Linked DNA regions of Homo sapiens: regions 1 and 2 are each linked to region 3. The links are chromatin contacts, found by Hi-C in ENCODE. All regions are on one chromosome and are shown on one strand. Each heading gives the region's core, a stretch centred on a gene start or an enhancer-like site at or near the end of the contact. The rest is flanking DNA. Distances are from core to core; before and after follow the strand shown.

Region 1 (3,056 bases), core at 508-3,007, 840 kb before region 3:
CTTCTGGTGGGCAATTCAGTTACGTGTATCAAAAAATTTCAAAACTTCTGTGTCTTTTGGTCCAGCACTTCCAGGAGTTTATTCTTTCATGTCCAGGAATAAATGGAAGTAATACAGATGGTCCCCAACTTAATGATGGTTCTGCTTAAGAGCCTTGGACTTGACTATGGTGCAGAAGCAATATGCATGGTATAGTAGTAACCATACTTTCAGTACCTACACCATCATTCTGTTTTTCACTTTCAGTATAGTATTCAAGAAGTTACATAAGCTATTCGACACTTTCTAATAAAATAAGTTTTGTGTTAGATAATTTTGCCCAGCTGTAGGCTAATGTAAGTGTTCTGAGCATGTTTAAAATAGGCCAGGCTAAGTTATGATGTTCAGTAGGTTAGTTGGATTAAATGCATTATCAACTTAGGATATTTTCAACTTATGATGGGTTTATGAGGACATAACCCCATTGCCTAAGTCACGGAATTCTTGTATATGTGTGCGTAAAAATTCAGCTACACTAAATGCAATGTGATATGTTTATTTGGATCCTGGAACGGAACAGGGACATTGGTAGAAAAGCTAATGAAATCTGAATAAAGTCTGGAGTATAGTTAATGTTAACATACCAATGTTGGTTTTTCAGTTATGACAAATGTACCATGGTAATATAAGATGTTAACATTAGGGGAACTCTATATTATGGGAACTCTATACTGGCTGCAACTTTTCTGCAAACCTAAAATACTTCTAAAATAAAATGTTTATTAAAAATATTCATCCATAAGGATCTGCAGTGCAGTGTGCCGTAAGAGCAAAAAGTTGGAAACAACCTAAATATCCAACCACTGACGCTTGCTTAAATAATTTTAATTTTATTCATAGAATGGAATAGCAGATAGTCATCCAAATGATGTTTTAGAATTCTATTTGTTAACAAAGATGTTCATAATATGTAAAGTGAAAAAGCAATTTTCAAAATATTATTATTTTATTAAAATGTGTACATAAAGAGAATTGACAGAATGTACTGAGTCATTGGGATTAAAGGAGATTAAATCTGTGTGTGGATGTGTGTACATATGTTTACTAGTTTTTAAATACAGGGCTTATGTTGGTTTTGTAATAAGAATTTTTAAAGTTTGTTTTTTTTTACTTTGCAAAAGTGAAATGGGTGAGTCAGACTGTTCTGACACAGGGCTGACAGTGATGAGTGTAGTCTCACCACAAACTTGAAAATAAGGGACATCAGATTGCACTCTGGGAATTAGGCTCAGAAATCAACATAGAAAGTATTAGTTTTGAGTGGGGCAAAATCTCTTTAAAGAATCAGAATGACTCACGGGCCAGAATTAGTCCTGGCTACAGCCAAACTTGACATTCAGAAATGTAGTTCAGAATGTGTCTGTCAGAACGGAGTTGGTACGGAACAAACTCAGCTAAAGGAGGGTCACAGAGGGTGCCAGTGTCATCTCAGCAGCCTTATGATGACACATCTGGTCAGACTGGCCTCAGTTTCTCTCTCTCTCTGATAAGTCTGTCCTGCAATGAGACAGAAGTGTCATCTGTTATCCCGCCTCTGACCACTAAACATTTTGATCATCCAGTTAATTCTCTGCCACTAATCAGGGTGAGGCCCACGAAAGAGCCTCTGGTTACTTGACTCTCCCTGTAGGCTGCCCACAGCTGGTCAGGCTGACACGAGCACCCATCCCCTTGACAATGAGTTTCCTCATTGCGAACGAGCAGATTTGGCAGCTAATTTGATGAATGTCTCTGTGCGCATTACTAGTGTGAGTCAGTGCTCTGGGCCCAGTCAAATCTGTAGCTCTGACAGGAGGAATTTATGAGCCTGTGAGGGGAAGGGCCAGAACATGGACCCTGTGAATTGCCCATAATAACGGTTCCCTTTGGGTCTTGTCAGGCACCCCCTTGGCCTCTTCTCAAAGATCCAAGCGGCATTTCCCCTGGGATGTAGTGGCTCACTCATTTCGTTTATAATGCTTCTCCCAGCCCAACCATCTGGCATTGGGAAAACCTGCCTAGTCCCCTTGGGTTAGGGCAGCAGAGTCCAGTGAGATGAGTGAGTCCTACAGGAACCTGGTAAAATAACTCAGATAAACATGGGAACCCAACAAACTTCCACCGAGGGTTGAATAGTTCCCAGACATCAAGCTTGGTGGAGATCCTTCATGTTCACTGTTCATGATGGCTCTGTCGTGGCACGAAAAGCATTAGACATGGAGTCATCAGATTTTGTTTCTATGGCTTTGGCCTAATTATCTGGGTGACTCTGCACCAGTCAATGTTTTGACGTCTTGACCATAAAATCAAGGATAGCAATACCTACCACACAGCATTGTTATAAGTTCAGTTGCTATGATGGATAGTACAGCACAATAGAAACTAGAAAGAAATGTACAAATAAAAAGTACAGTCATGTGCCACATAATGATGTTTGGTCAACTGTAGACTGCGTATGTGACAGTGGTCTCACAAGATTATGATGGAGCTGAAAAATTCCTGTCATCGAGTGACAGTATAGCCATCATAATTACTCACATGTTTATGGTGCTTCTGAGGTAAGCAGCGACGTGCTGTACAGGTTTGTATCCCAGGAATAATAGGCTATGCCATATAGCCTAGGTGTGTAGTAGCTTATACCATCTAGATTTGTGTTAAGTGCACTTTATGATGTTTGCACAACCATGAAATCACTTAACGACAATTTCTCAGAACATATCCCTGCTGTTAAGCAACGTGTGACTGACTGTATTGTTATTTCTCTTTTCATGAGTCATAATTCAAATGTGTGTGTGTGAGCAATTTTTTGAAATGCAAACAAATTGGAAAGTTTTATGTCCTGGAAAGTGGAGAGCTGATTTAGTTTCTGATCGGGTATGGAAATACATCAATTACTAAAGAGATAGCAAGCAATTCCTTAGTGTGCATAAAACTTCATAATTGAATATTTAACTTATATTAAGTATCCAATAACTGGGTTTTGTTCTGAATGCTAGCATTGCATCCAGATTCGATTCTACATAGTGTTTTTAAGATGC
Region 2 (3,161 bases), core at 303-2,802, 910 kb before region 3:
GTGCTAAAAGCAATGTACTGAATGTGGCAAAACAACCAAATTGTTCTGGTAACAGTGACTAAGTGATAAGGGTTTAATTTTAAACACCTCACCTGTGTCCAAGAAGGCTCTTTTTTAAACATTTGCATGTCTCCCTGATTGAGATGAGGGTCCCTTATATTTAGAAAGGCTCTTCCTTTCCATTCCTGGGCTTGAAGAGAACGCTGGTTTCTGGTTGTGCTAACTGTTCTTCCCTTTAGTAGACAGTCAACAGCCTTGCGTTTTTAGCAGTAACTCATAGACACGCCTACGTACCTGCTTAGCTTGACATATGACTCACTGGGGCTTGGGCCAACATGTTGTCAGGCTAAGGGCCTGTTTTTGTGAACGTGGACTTGGATGTGGGGTGGGAGATGAGGAGGCAGACTTTTGACGTTGCCTGGCTGGGTGAACTTGGGGCAAGACCCTGAATCAGGTACCATCAGAGGTCATCTAGTCCAGCTGCTTCACTGTTCAAATGGGAAGGCCAAGGCCCATAGGGGAAGTACCTGGCTCAAATCCATGTGGCTTATTACTGTCAGAGCTGGCTTCCAACTAACCCTTTTGTTCCCAGTCTAAGGTTCTTTAAAATTACCTAATTAATTAATTAACTAACCAAACATTACTGAGGTCTGCCATTCATCAGGACTTCTCCCAGGTGCTGGGGGACGTAGTATGACTCAGGCATCCTCCCTGTCCTCTCGATCCTGCAGTGCAGTGGAGGCAGAGTGTAGCAAGAAGGGTGCAAACTTGGGCTTCATGTAGATTTGGGTGGGAGTCTCTCTTCTGCCTTTTTCTCACTGTGGGAATGAGAAAAATGAAATGCACATGTTGGCCCTTAAAGCTGTTGCGAAGCTTTAATGAGATAATTCACATAGAACCCTTCACATATTCCTTGGCATATAGTAAATGCTCAATAATAGGTAGCTATTAGTATTATAATGGAGACACTCAGCCCTCGGACCAATCAACTGCCTCAGTTACCTTATTTGAAAAGCGTAGGAAGGCATGTAAAATATTTGCAGAAAATTTGACCTCAAAAAAAGAATACAAGGTTAGCTCGCTTGCCTCAGATAGGGTAGACTGTAATCTGTATACAAAAAAGAAAGGTAATCTGCTTTTTTTTTTCCTCAAAACTGGGAGAGGAAAAGAGAGAATGTGATGATCAGATGAAAAAGAATTTCATTTGTGAGGTGAGAGCTGCATGCATGTTAGGCTATATGCAACTCCTGCCACATTCGCTTCAGACTTTTCAGAGAGAGCCATCATTTCTTTCATAAATAGAAGCCACCTTCCCATTACCCAGTTGACTATGGACCCAGCCCTGCCCTGATTTGGCCACCTCTGGGGCTCCCCCGGAGCCAGGCACAGGCTCTAGGCTGCGTCTCTGACTGGCTGGCATAAGCGGGTCACTGCCTTCAAGGCACTTTTCCGTTTTCATTTATGGACAGAGTCCCATGGGGTGCAAGTCACCCTGGTTTCATGCAGTGTTGCAATCGAAACTATTGAATCTCAAAATGGAATATAATTAAGGCTGGGTTAATAAAGCGTGTTCCACTTGTAGCCAGCAAAGGGTGTCATGTTTCTCCTTGCAGCTTTAGGCAAGGAAACTTAATCTCCAGCTTTGTCAGGGCAGACTGAATCAGAGATGTGTCATCGAGCGGAAAGCTTCTTTTACTTCTTGCAGTCACTACATGGCCAGCCTCATCTCTGTGGATTTATACTGAGCACACAGAATCCAGCCCGTGGCAAGGGCCCCAAGGAAAGGCCAACGCTGCAATATCTTTGAAGACTAATCTGCCTCTGTGTAGGAGGAATTAGGGGACGTTTGCTCTATGCTGGGTCCTGAAACTGATCCTGGAGATAGTACCCCTCAAGTATAGGAGTTGTCAAGGGCACAGGGATGGATGGCTGTGAGCAAAAATGGGATATGGTGTTTTAGACAGTAGGGCTTGAGAGCAGCATGAAGGCTTCGCAGCCTTTGTCTTGCCTTCCTTGCTGCTTTGTGTCCTTTTTCTTTCTTCTTTTCTTCTAGCAACATTGTACTACTCATCCTTCAGCACTCAACATGGCAAGCTTCCCTGACACTCCCAAGCAGAGACTACTGATGCTCATTAAGACCCTCTTAGCACTGAAGCCCACTGTATTATCAATATTGAACATGAATAGCCATTTATTTTGCTTATGATAATCTTTGCTGGGCTCTTTGCCGGGCATTTATATGTTATCTAATCCCATCACCTTGGCGTCCCCTTTAGTATGGACAAGCAAACTGAAGCTCAAAGAGGATGAGTACATTTCCTAGGGACACATAGTGAATTTACTCATCCAACGGATATTTATTCAACTCCTGCTACATGCCAGGTACTGTTTTAGACCCTGGAGATACATCCCTGAACAGACAAAGATGTCTGTCCTCATATAATTTTTATTCTTGTGTGTGTGTGTGTGTGTGTGTGCACGTGCGTGCGTGCATGCATGTATATGTGTATAAACAATAAAGAGGTAAAATATGTAGAATGTTAGAAGGAGATAAGTACTATGAAAAAAATGCAAATGTAAGGCTGAGCTGGAATTTGAACCCAGGTCTGCTTTACACCTAGCGTGCTCCTCACCACTCAGTTATATTGCCTGTGGTTCTCAGATCTTCTTGTAATTATCTATTGACTTGCCAGCCTCTGCCTCCTAAATTGTAAATTTATCTGGGGCAGGGCCTTTCCTATTAATCAGTTGTCCATCCTGGCATGAAGCTCAGTGGCTGGCACAGAGTCAGCATCCAGTGAATGCTTGTCCAGCATGTGAACAAATGAGTGGCCGTATGATGACACAAGAACTTGCTGAAAAGCAGTAATTTCCCAGGAGGCTGGCCAGTCCTGGAGGCCTGACTCTGCCGCAAATGTGTCCTGTTACCTCAGGCAAGTGTTGGAGCCCATAAAATTTGCAGAATGGGAAAAAATAATGACTGTTTTTGACTTCGTTGTAGCTTGGTCATGAAGATTAATGAGACAGTGCTCAGAGACATCCGCTTCTTTAAGGACAGGGACTTGTGTTATTCCCAGGGGTGTGCTCACTGTTCAGAAGGCCAGCAAGGATCTGCCATGGTGTTTTCAGGAGGGATTGGTCCTATAGAAATGAGTTTTGTT
Region 3 (3,160 bases), core at 637-3,136:
AGTATGCTTGGCTCAAATTACTACAGCTTAGGAGTGTCAAGCATTGAGGGGAACTAAATCACCACAAGATTTATGAGTGTGCAGGGGAGGGAGGAGGGTTCAGGTTGGGGGACATTGTTCTCACCATAAGCAGCAGTGAAGGAAACCAAGTCTTTGGAACCAGTCATATTCCTCCAAGGTTGTACAAACTCAGCCTTGATATGACCTTTTCTGGGGTCTCAGGAAGAAAGAAAAAAAAAAAAAGTGCCTTCATGGTAAAGAGGTATCAGACCAATTAATAAGGCAGATTTGAAAGCTTCTGAAATGCACCTGAGCAAGAAGTCAGGTGTTGAGTTCACCTGCTCTACAGACAAGAAAAATGCTTTTTCGGTTCCTATTTAGATAAAGCTGGACATAAATCATTCTTTGAAAAGCTGTCTTGGGTGCCTTTCTTGGTGGGGGCTTAAGCCCTTTCCAAACATTGCCTCATTAATCCTGGCAGACACGAAGAGAAAAAGGCTTGACAGACATCACTTTTGATGTCACTGAACAGATGTCACTGAGTAACTGGCCTCCAACTTTAAGACACACGCAAGTTCCTGCTGGATGTGGTACAAGATCCTCCCTGCTCACTGGCTGTTAGCTACCCTGCCCTGTGGCCTGGAGGAGGGAGGGTGTGTGTGTGTGTGTGTGTGTGTGTGTATACACATACGTGTAAGTACTTTTAGTCTTAATTATACTATGAACAGAAAATGGGGCAACAGCCACTAGTGTTACTAGCTGGGTGGCTGGGATATATTTTACCAGGAAATCTATATTCTCTTCTGAAACGGCCAGATTTTTGCAAGCATTTTCCCCATCTCAGGGTGGGTGGGCTGTTGTCCTTGGTAAATGCTTTTTGTTTATTTCCAGCCCTTCCAACATGTTGGCGAATTATTGCAATATGAACTTCTAATCCGAAAAGGGGGGTGAGGAAGGGCACTGAGAAGAAGAGAAAGTTATAACAAACTCAAGCGACTGACACCCCAGTTTTACTTGTCCCTTTGGACTTGTTTAGGAGTTGGGTCCTGTTTGGTGTTTCAAAGGAGGGAAAAGATATAAAAGTACAAGGTGCCTTAGAAATGGAAATCTTCTGATGTGGCCTCTTCTTTTCTTTTTAATAAAGAAGGTTAAAGAAAAAAACGAAGAGAGAGAAGACAGGGAGAAGACAGAGAGACAGTGACAGCCAGAGAAACAGAAAGAGAAAAAGTTGGGGGTGGGGGGGGGGGCGCAAGAGGGAGAAGAGGAAAGACAGGAAAAGAAAAGGAAAAGAAAAAGAGGAAAGAAAGAAGAAAAGAAACAAAAAGAAGAGAGAGAAAGGAAAGAAAGAGAAAGAGAGAAAGAGAGAAAGCGAGAAAGCGAGGAAGAGAGGAGAGGGCGAGTGCCCCGAGGGAGTCGGGCAAAAGCGAAATCCCGGCTTCCTACCCGGGACAGCGGGAGAGCCGAGTTTTCCGCAGCGGCCGCGGGCTCGGAGCTTTTAAGGGTTTCTAATCCTGGAAGGCTGTCTGACATCACCCCGTTTCTTGTCGGCTGATGTTTCGTACAAGCCTCTCATTTCCTCAGTGTTTTCAGAGCCACCAATTACTGCAACAGTCTCGTGTTTATGTTTGCGCGCGCTCTCCTGCCTCGCTGGCCCTCCGCCTGGGAGGCTGCGCTTCCCTCCGACGCGCGGAGCCCAGAGGGGGTGGGTCGGGGGAGCGGGGAGGGGGGAATCTGGATCAGGCATTGAAGAAAAAGGGAGGGGTCCCCCTTAATTTTTTTTCATTGACTTCAGCACCATGTGATCAGGAAGTCTGGCCTCCCTCCATTTCCCCTCCCGACTAAAGGGAAACATTGTGTAGCAGCCGCCTGGGCCACCGGTGGGATGGCCTTCGCTGCCTGACGTAGGGAGATAAAAATAACCGGCATATTTAAGGCAGGATCAGGAATCCCGGCGCTCACACGCGGCCTGGTCAGTTCCCGAGGCCGCCCGGCAGGCAGCGCAGCCTGCGGGGAGGCCCCGCGCTCGACTGTGCGCGCCCCACCGCAGGCAGTGCTAGGGCGTACGACCGGACCCCGACCCTGACCCCGACCTTGACCTCGGGACCCAGGCCGACTCAGGCCTGGCTGAGCCTCCCAGATTCCCCAGGGAGGCCGAGCAAGACCGGCCCGAGGCAGTCTGGCTCAGGCTCGCTGGGCTGGGGCTGGGCCTGGGTTCTCTGTCCGGCCTCCCGGGAGACGAGAAGGAAGGATGCCGTGGCAAAGGGAGGGTAGTGCGAAGTTTGATGCCGAGGGGGGTTACAGAGCCTCTGTCTCAAGAGAAGGCGCACAAGGTGCCACCAAAAAAGCCACTTGTTTCTAGCCAGGCCCCCAACTCAGACCCACCACTGTGTGCACAAACTCTCAAATCAAATCTGCCTTCTCTATCCCCACTTTGCCTTCCAACTGCACATTGCAAAGATTTGCAAACATGTGGCAGGGCTGGAAATAAACAAGAAGCATTTAGCAGGCAAAAGGCACTGATGTGTTTCCACATTCATGCTCTCCTTGAAACCTCAACCCACACTACACAGGAAGTTCTGTTATCCTTATCTTACACAATGGGAAACTGAGGCTCGGGGAGATGGAGCCACACATGGGCAATGCTTTCCCTACCACCTCAGTGGCCTCTCGAAACTGCATGACATTGGCACATTGCTTTATCATTCTGGAAACCCCCTACCCTCTCTTCTTCCTCCTCCCTAAATAAAATTATTACCAAGCAAAAACAATGATGGTGAGCTTTCACTGACCTATGAAATCTCAGGTTTGCCCTAGCCCTGGGGCACAAAGAAGTTTTCACATCCATTTAATAATGGGAAATCTCCCTGCCTTCTGATGTCTAAAGTAACAAGATGTTTCAAAATTCCTGGCAGCTTTTCACCTAAAAACCAGATGTGCTGATGAAAAATGAACAGACATTCACCGCTAATCCAGAGATAGCAAATACCTATTTATCTGGGTAGAAGAGGCAAAGAACTTCCATTTTGGGAGATTTGGGAATTTAACCATCTATGGGGATGGAGACCCCGGAGTCTGGCAAGATTTTTCTGAATCTAAGCACCCAGCACAATGCCTAAGACTGAAAATACTCAATCCATAATTGTTGGATTGAGTGAATGGG

What was found. A loop is a pair of places that touch in the nucleus more often than their neighbours do. Pooled maps may share reads with other maps.
Region 1: a map of ascending aorta shows a loop between it and region 3 (14-fold over the local background). The contact joins two enhancer-like sites. A Hi-C loop is called at or near these places in 2 of 168 maps with a recorded cell type or tissue (ascending aorta and chondrocyte) and 8 of 50 pooled maps.
Region 2: a loop to region 3 is called in a map of IMR-90, with 5 times the contacts of the local background. The contact joins two enhancer-like sites. A Hi-C loop is called at or near these places in 2 of 168 maps with a recorded cell type or tissue (IMR-90 and sigmoid colon) and 12 of 50 pooled maps.

What each region holds. Positions count from the first base shown.
Region 1 is chr9:108,477,337-108,480,392 of GRCh38, reverse strand. No RefSeq gene overlaps it. Among named protein-coding and RNA genes, the nearest start is that of ACTL7B, 380 kb to the left of the region's middle. Within about 2 kb of position 1,757, at least 13 of the 41 ENCODE cell types and tissues checked have a DNase peak (open chromatin) inside an H3K27ac peak, as active enhancers do; they include ascending aorta, where a contact is called at or near this core.
Region 2 is chr9:108,550,007-108,553,167 of GRCh38, reverse strand. No RefSeq gene overlaps it. Among named protein-coding and RNA genes, the nearest start is that of ACTL7B, 300 kb to the left of the region's middle. RefSeq lists an enhancer at 1,418-1,919. Within about 2 kb of position 1,552, at least 6 of the 41 ENCODE cell types and tissues checked have a DNase peak (open chromatin) inside an H3K27ac peak, as active enhancers do.
Region 3 is chr9:107,636,522-107,639,681 of GRCh38, reverse strand. All of the region lies in intron 8 of LOC105376205 (a long non-coding RNA gene), which reads right to left. Among named protein-coding and RNA genes, the nearest start is that of KLF4, 150 kb to the right of the region's middle. RefSeq lists enhancers at 1,572-2,120, 2,121-2,669. Within about 2 kb of position 1,886, at least 30 of the 41 ENCODE cell types and tissues checked have a DNase peak (open chromatin) inside an H3K27ac peak, as active enhancers do; they include ascending aorta, where a contact is called at or near this core.